Regions from separate parts of the Homo sapiens genome. Here region 1 is linked to region 2. Evidence: chromatin loops called from intact Hi-C (ENCODE). Cell type or tissue: heart left ventricle. All regions are shown on one strand. Links, peaks and the distances in the headings refer to the core of each region. The heading gives the core; the rest is flanking DNA.

Region 1 (5,373 bases), core at 282-5,281, 540 kb before region 2:
GGCATGCACCACCATGCCTGGCTAATTTTTGTATTTTTAGTAGAGACGCAGTTTCACCACGTTGGCCAGGCTGGTCTTGAACCCCTGAAATTGTGATCCGCCTGCTTCAGCCTCCCAAAGTGCTGGGATTACAGGCATGAGCCACTGCCCCTGGCCAACCTTGAAGAAATTCTTTCTAATCCCTGGTTACAAAGAAATTCTCCAATATATTTTCTTCCCCTAAACTTTTAAAACTTTTGCTCTTCACATTTGCGTTCTTAATCCCTCTGGAGCTGATTCTTGTATGTAGTGTATGGTAGAGATTCAGTTTCTTTTTCTTTTTTTTCCACTTTGGACGTCCAGTGTCCTAAAATCATTCATGAAGGGGTCCATTTCCTGCACTGTGGTGCAGTGTCACCTTGCTGATCTATCCCCTTCCCCACAGGTGGGGTGATTTTATAGGCCCTCCACCCCCGGGCCTCCGGTGGCCTGGAATGGGGGCTGCACAGCAGGAGGTGGGGATTACAGCCTGAGCTCCGCCTCCCGTCAGACCAGCGGCAGCATTAGATTCTCATAGGGGTGCAAACCCTATTGTGAACTGCACATGGAAAGGATCTAGGTTGCATGCTCCAATGAGAATCTAATGTGTCCCCTGCCCACAGCCCATGAAAAACTGTCTTCCACAAAATCGATCCCTGGTGCCAAAACATTTGGGGACCACTGCCCTATAATATGATTCTTCAGGAATGTTTTAGGTATTCTTGACCTTTCAGGACTCCACTTAGAAGCATCCCCTCACATTTGGAAAAGTGGAAAACCTTGTTGAATGAGCTAAAGTGATTAAAATGATTATCATAAAGGTAGAAACCAATAAGTGCTCCATATACACCATGGAATACTATGCAGCCATAAAAAAGAATGAGTACATGTCCTTTGCAGGGACATGGATGCAGCTGGAAACCATCATTCTCAGCAAACTAACACAGAAGCAGAAAACCAAACACCACATGTTCTCACTCATAAGTAGGAGTTGAACAATGAGAACACATGGACATAGGGAGGGGAACATCACACACAGAGGCCTGTCATGGGGTGGGGGACAAGGGGAGAGAGAGCATTAGGACAAATACCAAATGCATGCAGGGCTTAAAACCTAGATGACGAGTTGATGAGTGCAGCAAACCACCATGGCACATGTATACCTGTGTAACAAACCTGCACGCTCTGCACATGTATCCCAGAACTTAAAATATTAAAAAAAAAAAAAGGCAGGGCAAGGTGGCTCATGCCTGTAACCCCAGCACTTTGAGAGGCGGAGGTGGGCAGATCATGAGGTCAGGAGATCGAGGCCATCCTGGCTAACACGGTGAAACCTCATCTCTACTAAAAATACAAAAAATTAGCCGGGTGTGGTGGCGGGCACCTGTAATCCCAGCTACTCGGGCGGCCGAGGCAGAAGAATTGCTTGAACCCAGGAGGCAGAGGTTGCAGTGAGTCGAGATCGAGCCGCTGCACTCCAGCCTGGGCGACAGAGTGAGACTCCATCTCAAAAATAAATGAATAAATACATAAATAAATAATGTTAAAAAAAACCAGTAAGTGCTCAATAAATGTTACTATCATCTATTTCTTCATTCATTCTTCAATCAATACCCATTGAGTGCCTATTTGGATACTTGGCTTAGTACCTGAGTGATGAAATAATCTACAGCAAACCCCCATGGCACTAGTTTATAACAAACCTGCACATGTATCCCCGAACCTAAAATAAAAGTTAAAAAACAGAATCTGCACAAGTCTAAGCTACTTCCTTGAGGAAAAGACTCGAGCTGAGATCTCAAGGAGGAGTAGAAGTTGCAAGGGTAAAGAGGCCAAAGAAGAGTGTCCTGATGACAGTGGCACGTGCAAAGGCCCTGTGGTGGGAGGAGCCTGGTAGCTCTGAGAAACTCCACAAAGGCACGGTGGTGGCTGGAATGCAGAGATGGGGGGGGGGGTGGCACATGGAAAACCCTGTTAAAGTGGTTAAAATGATTATCATAAAGGTGGAAATTAGTAAGTGCTAAATAAATGTTACTCTCATCCATTTCTTCATTGATTCTTCAATCAATATCTATTGAGTGCCTATTTCACTCCTGGAACTGGGCAGAGTAGGGATACAAAGTAAAACAGATTCCCTGCCCCTAGAAGCTCTCACTCTGGGGGGATTGTAATAGTTGGAGAGTAGAGCAATGGTGATTATTATGGGTTGAATGAGAACCCCCCAAATTCATATGCTGAAATCCTAATCCTCAATACCTTAGAGAATGTGACCTTATTTGGAAACTGGGTCATTGCAAGTGCAGTTTTTTTTATGCGATAGGGTCTCACTCCGTTGTCCAGGCTGGAGTGTGGTGGCACAATCATATCTCACTGCAGCCTCCAACTCCTGGGCTTTCAAGTGATCCTGTTGCCTCAACCTCTGGAGAAGCTGAGACCGCAGGCGTGTGTGACCACACCTGCTAACTTTTTTATTTTTTATTTTATGTAGAGATTTGGGGGGTGGGGGGGTGTCTTACTGTGTTGCCCAGGCTGGTCTCGAACTCTTGGCCTCAAGCAATCCTCCCGTCTCCACCTCCCAAAGTGCTGTGACTGCAGGTGTGAGCTACCATGCCCGGCCAAATGTAATTAGTTATTTTAAGAGTAGATCACACTGGAGTAGTGTGGGCCCCTAATGGAATGTGACTGGTGTCTATGAAAATGGGAAACTTGGAGACAGCCACGCACACAGGGAGAATGTCATGTGAAGATGATGGGGTGATGTTTCTGCAAGGCAAAGAGTGCCGCAGATTGCCGGCCACCCACCAGAGGCTAGGAGAGAAACACGGAGAAGATTATCACTCGCAGCCCCCAGAGGGACCCGACCCTGCCAAAGCCTTGACCTCGGATTTCCAGCCTTCCTGGTGACTTTCCTAGAGAGTGCCCTGTCCGTCCTCGCTGGCCCTTTCTTCCCGTCCTCAAGGCGACACTTCCCCTGCAGCCACCAGGTGTCAGCAAAACGTCATCCTCGGGGCTCCTGGCCGGGCGGCCCGAGCTGCGCAGGCCCTGATTGGAGGCAAGCGCCGTCAGTCACAGGCGGGCAGCCCACGCTGGGCGGGGCCTCCGCGCCTCGCCTCCCTCAGTAGGGAAACTGAGGCTCAGAGGGCCTGGAGCTCAGACAGTCTTGCCCCTGGGCCGCTGACAGTGCCTGGGCAGGCCTCTAGAATCCCGTGTCTTTCTGCAGCCTTGCTTTCCAAAACTTGTTGGGAGGGGGAGAAAAAAAAATCAAATCCACCAACCATTCTTTGCCTTAGGAAGGTTATTCCAAGATTCCGAAGCGCTTTCTCACTCACGATGTCACTGGAAGCCGCGGAGCAAAGCCCGCCACTCAGGTAGGTGACAGAGCAACCGCTCCGTGCTTCAGTTTCCTCTAAAATGGGAGCAATAATAGTGCCGCTCAGAGGATTGCAGTGAAGAGTCCAGGACATGACGCTTGTGAAGTTTAGGGCAGAGCCAGGCACACAGCAAGGCCCTGGGTAAAGGAGCGCAGTGTGAGAAGTGCTCAGAGGTGGCTGTGGGGGTCGGGGTGGGAGCAGGGAAGGCTCCCGGGAGGAGGAGGCTTGGGTTTTGTAAGAGGAGTAGGAGTTTGCCAGATGGCCTGGATGGAAACCCCTTCCACATGTTCATTCACCAACTCATTCATTCCTGTCACAAAATTACAACAAATTTAGTTTAAAGGCCTTAATTGACTTTTGTTTGTTTGTTTCTTTTTGTTTTTGTTTTTGAGATGGAATCTCGCTCAGTCACCCAGGCTGGAGTGCGGTGGCACGATCTCAGCTCACTGCAACCTCCACCTCCCGGGTTTAAGCAATTCTCCTGTCTCAGCCTTCGGAGTAGCTGGGACTACAGGTACATGCCACCACCCCCGGCTATTTTTATTTTTGTATTTTTAGTAGAAAGGGGGTTTCACCATATTGGTCAGGCTGGTTTTGAACTCCTGACCTCAGATGATCCACCCGACTCGGCCTCCCAAAGTGCTGGGATTACAGGCGTGAGCCACCGCGCCCAGCCCTTAAATGACTTCTATTTGCCATTCTAGAATTGGGCAACACCTCATTCTGTAAAGTAGAATGTGTGTCCAGATGAGTTGAACAGAAGAGATTTCTTTACAGATGGCAATGGGCAGAAGGAAGAAGACACAGAGAACAATAAAGCAGAATGGTCCTTTCAAAGTTACTTTCGTTGTAAAGGTTAAATCCTAGGGAACTTCGTTCTCCTATCGGCTGAAACTGGAAGGCAGGGCAAACACCTTGGTTTGGGCTTGCTGGTGTGGCACGTAAGCACGAGCAACTCCATTTTGGTTTGGTCTGTGGGGCCTAGGGCAGGAGCTCAGTCCAAACCAATGGCTCCTATAAACTTCTTGAGCACTCCCATCTTCCTCCTGCCGCCCTTCCTCTGCTTCCCTCTTCTTCTTTGCCCTTTCCCTGCTCTTCCTCCTGGTCCTATGGTTTCTCCTGCTCTGCAGCCCCACTTTTCTCCAACCTCCACCTTCTCTCCTTCCTCTCCTCCTCACTGTCATGTCCCCAGGGTCAGCTCAATCCCAGATGCAGCCACTCAGCCAGGCCCCAACCTCATCCCCTAGCCTGATGTGGTGGAGGGACGGGCAGCTGGAGCAGGTGGGCTTATGAAGGTGGACAGACGCTGTCTCTAAGCAGCCTGCGGAGGGCCCTCCTGACCATCTGTATGAGCCTTGGGTTTCAGGGCAACTAGTTCTTGGTGTTGGAGAGCCGGACTCAGCAGCCAGACTAGTCCCTGGGAAGTGGGCTGGAGTCTGGCAGAAACAGGTAGGAAGCCACAGGGCAGCCCTAAGAGAGGCAGTGAAAACAGCCCCAAGTCAGGCAGTGGAGCCAGAGGCCCCTGGAGTCAGGCAGGACTGGAGTCAAGTCCCAGATCTCCTACTCATTGACCCTGTGACGGCAGGCAAATGACCTTACCTCTCTGAGACTCTCTTTCCTCATCTGACCAAGGGCCATACGGGGGTTTTTATTCCATTGGTAATTCTCAGACACCTGGTCACCGAGCTGACACGAAGTAGTTGCTCAATAAATGACAGCCTAGTTGCCTTTTCGCTCTTCATTCATTCATTGAATAGTGATTGGGGAATCTCTTCCACGCTGCCACTGCTCCATGTACCAGAGACACAAAGCAAAGGAGCCTGCCTGTCAAGCCTACCTTGTCACCTGTTGCCAGGGAGTCCTGCTCCCTCCTAGGGCAGCCCCTGGTTAGTGGAGCTGAGAGAACCCAAGATGCTGAGCCGTGGGGTGTGCATGAGAACTGGGAGGGAGGTTTTATGAAAATCAGGTCCAGGCGCAGCCCCAG
Region 2 (5,373 bases), core at 167-5,166:
ATCTGGACCCTAGGCCTGGGGCGGGGCGCTGTCTTAGAATGCTCCCTAGGCAGTGGCTGGATGGGATGGCTGATACCTGTGATCTTCCTGCAGGTGCCCAAGGGCCGCCGGGATGGCCTGCCTGCCCACATTGGCTCCATGGCACAGCGGGCATACTGGGCGCTGCTGAACCAGCGGAGAGACCAGAGCATTGTGGCCCTGGGCTGGAGTGGCGCTGGGAAGACCACCTGCTGTGAGCAGGTCCTGGAACACCTGGTGGGGATGGCAGGCAGTGTGGATGGCAGGGTCTCAGGTATGGTGGTCTCTAGGTGACATGGAGAGTTGGGGTCAGCACGGGGAGAGTTGGAAGGGGATGCTGAGCTGCTTTCTTATATTCATTCAGCTAGCATTCACTGAGCACCAGATATGTGCAGACCCCATGCTTGCTACTGGGCAGGGCTATCCCTAGGTCATTGGGATGCATTTGTTGAAATTAGAATAAGGTACTCCTTCCTCAAGACATTGACGGCCGTTTGCAGAACAATCATCATACATGGACATTGTTAGAACCGGATACTTGACTGCCATCTGCTGGGAAATCGTCCTAATAGACGTACACAAATCTAGGAGAGTGTGATGTGAATGATGCACCCCTGGGATGTGGTGTCTTTGGGCAGTGCACAACTTGCGGAACTGAACAGAGGACTCGAAGAGTGAAGCTTCAAGGGCAGAGTCTACACTCATGAGAAGCTAATAGCCAGAGAGGAAATTGAACTGTACCTACGTTCAAAACTTGAATGTTCTTCAAAAAGTGCTGGCAGGGCAGGCTAGGGAAGAAACTCAGGGAGCGCAGAGGAGGGCTGCAGGAGGGCTTTTTTTAGGATGTGATATTTGATCTGGGCCTTAAAAAAGAGTACCAATTAATAATAACAACTACAATATTAATAACCATCAGAGTAAATGCTTGCTGAAGCCTAATGTACCAGGCCCTATTCTAAGGATACTAACTTTATTATTATTATTATTATTGAGACGGGGTCTCACTCTCTCACCCAGGCTGGAGTGCAGTGGTGTGATCCCAGCTTACTGCAGCCTTGACCTCCAAGGCTTAAGTGATCCTCCCACCTCAGCCTCCTGAGTAGCTGGGACTACAGGTACACGCCACCACCCTTGGCTATTTTATTTTTATTTTTTGTATTTTTTTGTAGAGATGGGGCTTCACCATGTTGTCCAGGCTGGTTTAGAACTCCTGGGCTCAAGTGATCCACCCACCTTGGCCTTCAAAAGTGCTGGGATTATAGGTGTGAGTCACTGTGCCCAACCTGAACTTTTTTTTTTTTAATCTAAAACAGCCCTATAAGGTAGGTATTATTATTTTATATTTTATAGATTGAAGGCATTGAGATTCAGAGACGTTAACTAGCTTGCCTGATGTCACACAGCAAATACTCCTAGCGCTGAGATTCAAACCCAGGCCTACTGGCTGTAGAACTCTAACCATTGTGGCAGTGTTCTCAGCTTTTTTTCATTATTGCACACTCTGAAAAGCCTTTTAAGACATTTATTCCCCTTAATCATTTCCCCTATGATGAAATGTTAATACCACAGATAAGCTATATATTCCTTTATGTGTATTTGTGCTTTATACATAAAAAGAGTAAAATTTTTTTTACCACCACTTCTAAGAATCAGTTTTTGCTCTTCTCAGGGGCAATATCCTCCCCACTGAGAATATATGATGCAGGGAATATTGTGTTTCTAATAATAATAACTATAATAACAGTTCCACTTTTGGAATATTTTCTAAGCATGTGACATTATTAAATCTTTTGGTCCTCATGACAGCCACATGAGGACTAGATTTAATTAGTTAATTATTAATGAATTAACTAGTTAATTAATTTGCCCCAAATCAGGTAACCAGGAAAGGGCAGATCCTCAATCTCTTTTAACTGCTGGGCTATACTGCTTCTCCACTGGGGTTATTCCAGTGTTTTGCTGAACACCTACTCTACATCTGGCTCATGCTAAAAGCTAGAGATACAGTGGGAAGAGGCACAGTCTCTCACAATGTAGTTGTGCTGTGAATCGCATGTGTCTGAGGGTGGAAGTCAGGTCAGGCTGTATCGAGGTGCTTAGCACAGTGCTTGTTGCATTGTAGGTATGCAATGAATAGTAGTGGGGAGATTATAGGATTTTGCAAGCCTGCCTCTAAGCTGTGAGTGCAGGCCCTAGAATGTTATCCTCACCTCTTCCTAGGCTCCATTAGGTCTGGGAAGCCCTAGGGCAGCCTCTGTTACCCAGATTGTGCCTAGCCCTGGCCCTTCTAGATTGAGTCTTGTTTCCCCTACACTAGAGCTGGTAGTACAGGTTCAGCCCAGCAATCGGTGCTCAGTGAAATGTATGTGGTTTATAGTTGGGTTGGGCAGGGAGTGGGTGGCAGGAAGCTCACAGGAAGCCCACCGGGGGCTGAGGCCAGGATGGGGACTGGCCCAAGCAGGGGCCGTGGAAAAGGTGGACCTGTGTGAGGTGGCAGTGGCAGCACCTGGGCCATCAGTGACATGTGGCCCCATGCTGCCCCCAACAGTGGAGAAGATCCGAGCCACCTTCACTGTCCTCCGGGCCTTCGGCTCTGTGTCCATGGCCCACAGCCGCAGTGCCACCCGGTTCTCCATGGTGATGTCGCTGGACTTCAACGCTACAGGCCGCATCACAGCTGCTCAGCTCCAGGTGAGGCCTCTCGGGGGATGTGCAAGGGGGCCCTTGGGGCTGCTGTGTCTCTAACCCCGGGACTCAGCAGAGCCCACGCCTCCAGCTGGGACTCTAGGATGTGTCTGAAATGGTCATGGCGGTGGCTCAGGCCTGTAATCCCAGCACTTTGGGAGGCTGAGGTGGGTGGATCACCTGAGGTCTGGGGTTTGAGACCAGCCTGACCAACATGGTAAAACCCCGTCTCTACTAAGATGCAAAAATTAGCCAAGTGTGGTGGCAGGTGCCTGTAATCTCAGCTACTCGGGAGGCTGAGGCAGGAGAATCCCTTGAACCCAGGAGGCGGAGGTTGTAGTGAGCCGAGATTGTGCCACTGCACTCCAGCCTGGGCAGCAAGAGCGAAACTCCATCTCAAAAAAAAAAAAAAAAAAAAAAAAAAAAAAAAAAAAGAAAGAAAGAAAATAGTAATAATAATAATAAAATAATGAAATGGTCATGGATCCCCTAGCTGGGGCCAGTTGCTCCCCACCTCGCTAGGTGCCCTGGAACGTCCCCTTCTGGAGCAAGCCAGCCCGTCTGTGCTTCAGACTTTCAGGCGGATGAAATATTCATGAGCAAATAGAGAATTCAGGCTGTCATTAGCCGGGTCTTAAAAGCGCAAGTTGAAATTAAACAGACGCTTGCCAGCCTTCTGCAGCAGTCCGCGTGTGACGAACACATGGCCTGTTTGTTCCTATCTCCAAAATCACCCATACTCCTCCCCGTCTCCCTCAAACATCCTGTTTGAACAGAAAATAGGATTAGGTTATTAGAAGGGTTGTTTGTAACATGGAGCTGGTATAATATCCAGACTCAAGGAAAACCCCTTCATGCCAAATAAGTCCCTTTTCTGTCCTGGCCCTGAAATCCTACCCTTAATCACTATTTGGGTTAAGGTATTAAAGGCTTCTATTAAAAAGGGAATATGTTGGAAGGTGGCCTCATTTGATTGTTATTACCTTTGATACCTTAATTGAAATGAATCTATTGCATTAGTTAATTTCCTAGGTGGACTCTGAATTAGTGAGACAAAGGATTGAGAAGTTCTGACGTGGAGGTTGCCAGCAAAATTAATTTGGACCTGAGATGTTGTCTCGAAGAGTGGATCAGAGGCTGGGCGTGGTGGCTCACGCCTGTAATCCCAGCACTTTGGGAGGCTGAGACGGGTGGATCATGAGGTCAGGAGATTGACACTATCCTGGCTAATGCGGTGAAACCCCGTCTCTACTAAAAAAACAAAAAAATTAGCCGGGCGTGGTGGTGGGCGCCTGTGGTCCCAGCTACTCGGGAGGCTGAGGCAGGAGAATAGCGTGAAGCTGGGAGGCGGAGCTTGCAGTGAGCCGAGATCACGCCACCGCACTCCAGCCTGGGCAACAGAGCGAGACTCCGTCTCAAAAAAAAAAAAAAAAGAGTGGATCAGAGTGGGGCACCCCAATGGGGCTTCTGGGTAGCTGCACTTCAGGCATGTGCAGATGTACCCAAAGCACTGACTGGGTGCCCCTCTTCTCTCCCTGCAGACAATGCTTTTGGAGAAGAGCCGCGTGGCACGGCAGCCGGAAGGGGAAAGTAACTTCCTGGTTTTCTCCCAGATGCTGGCTGGATTGGACTTGGATCTCAGGTGAGCACTTGGGGCAGGAAGAGACAGCTGAGGGCAGTGCGACAAAGGGCACATGTTCTTTGGGGGCCCAGCCTTAGCTTCTGCCCAGCACTGAGAGGCCGTGGGACCCAGGGATTAGGAACATGGCGTCCGATTCCAGCTGTCTGGGTACACGCAGCTCATGGGCTGGGTGACTTTGGTCACATGTCATCCACCCTGAGCCGCGGTTTCTTCCTTTGTAATGTGGAAACAACACCTTGCATAGACCTTATAGGATTAAGAGAGATAATTTACATTCAGCTCTTTATAGGTCACATGTCATCCACCCTGAGCCTCGGTTTCTTCCTTTGTAATGTGGAAACAACACCTTGCATAGACCTTATAGGATTAAGAGAGATAATTTACATTCAGCTCTTTATAAATGCTGGGAGTCAAGGCTGTCTGCTGTGATAGTGGCATGTCAGTACTGGCCCTGGCAGCGGTATGGGAAGAGGGAGAGGGACAGCAGACCCCCATGTCTTCCAGAAGTTTCTAAACTTTTGTGGGAGCTTTGGGTGTATGGTAGGGTATGCCTACATGAGGTTCCTCAGGATGGACCTGGAGCTGAGTGGAGCAGTGAGCTGGGTAGTCAGGCAAGCCTCATCTTGGAGGGCCTCCTGGAGGAGGTGGCCTAAAAAGCCATCTCTGCCCTTCCCCAAATCTACAGGGCATCCTTAGGCATGTGGCTCATGTGGCTTCCTCTCCCAGAGCCTTGGTTTCCTCCTCTGTTGGATGGATGGGCATGGTCCTAGTGAAGTGTCGGGGAGAGGAAAAAGTGGGTTTTCCCACATGAGGGGTGATAATTTGTGGTTACTGTGCTCTAACCTCACCATTGTTTGTTCCCCAACCTTCCCTCCCCATCTGAAGGACAGCCTCAACCTGTCTGGAGTGTCCTGGCTAAGGCTGGAGGGACAGCTGTAACCTGCAGAGAGAAGGCAGAGTAGAGAGGGAACTCCCAGTTTTTAGAGTGATTGTAACTGAGCAGCAGGGAAACTTCTAGAAGATCTTGA

The links. Peaks named below come from ENCODE experiments on the same cell type or tissue, not always from the same donor. Only the 100,000 strongest peaks of a DNase experiment are listed, where the experiment ranks them.
Region 1: a loop joins it to region 2, with 4 times the contacts of the local background. A loop is called at or near these places in 19 of 110 quality-filtered maps.

The regions. Positions count from the first base shown.
Region 1 is chr22:25,233,005-25,238,377 of GRCh38, forward strand. No RefSeq gene overlaps it. Among named protein-coding and RNA genes, the nearest start is that of CRYBB2, 16 kb to the left of the region's middle. In heart left ventricle, for the core only: a CTCF peak has its summit at 3,013 (motif pointing right); a DNase peak (open chromatin) is centred at 3,047; H3K27me3 peaks cover 2,251 bases.
Region 2 is chr22:25,777,490-25,782,862 of GRCh38, forward strand. MYO18B (myosin XVIIIB) reads left to right here. Exons shown (of 44, transcript NM_032608.7): 8 at 94-292; 9 at 2,567-2,709; 10 at 4,245-4,345. Among named protein-coding and RNA genes, the nearest start is that of MYO18B, 38 kb to the left of the region's middle. RefSeq lists enhancers at 1-130, 131-631. In heart left ventricle, for the core only: a CTCF peak has its summit at 583 (motif pointing left); DNase peaks (open chromatin) are centred at 173 and 2,662.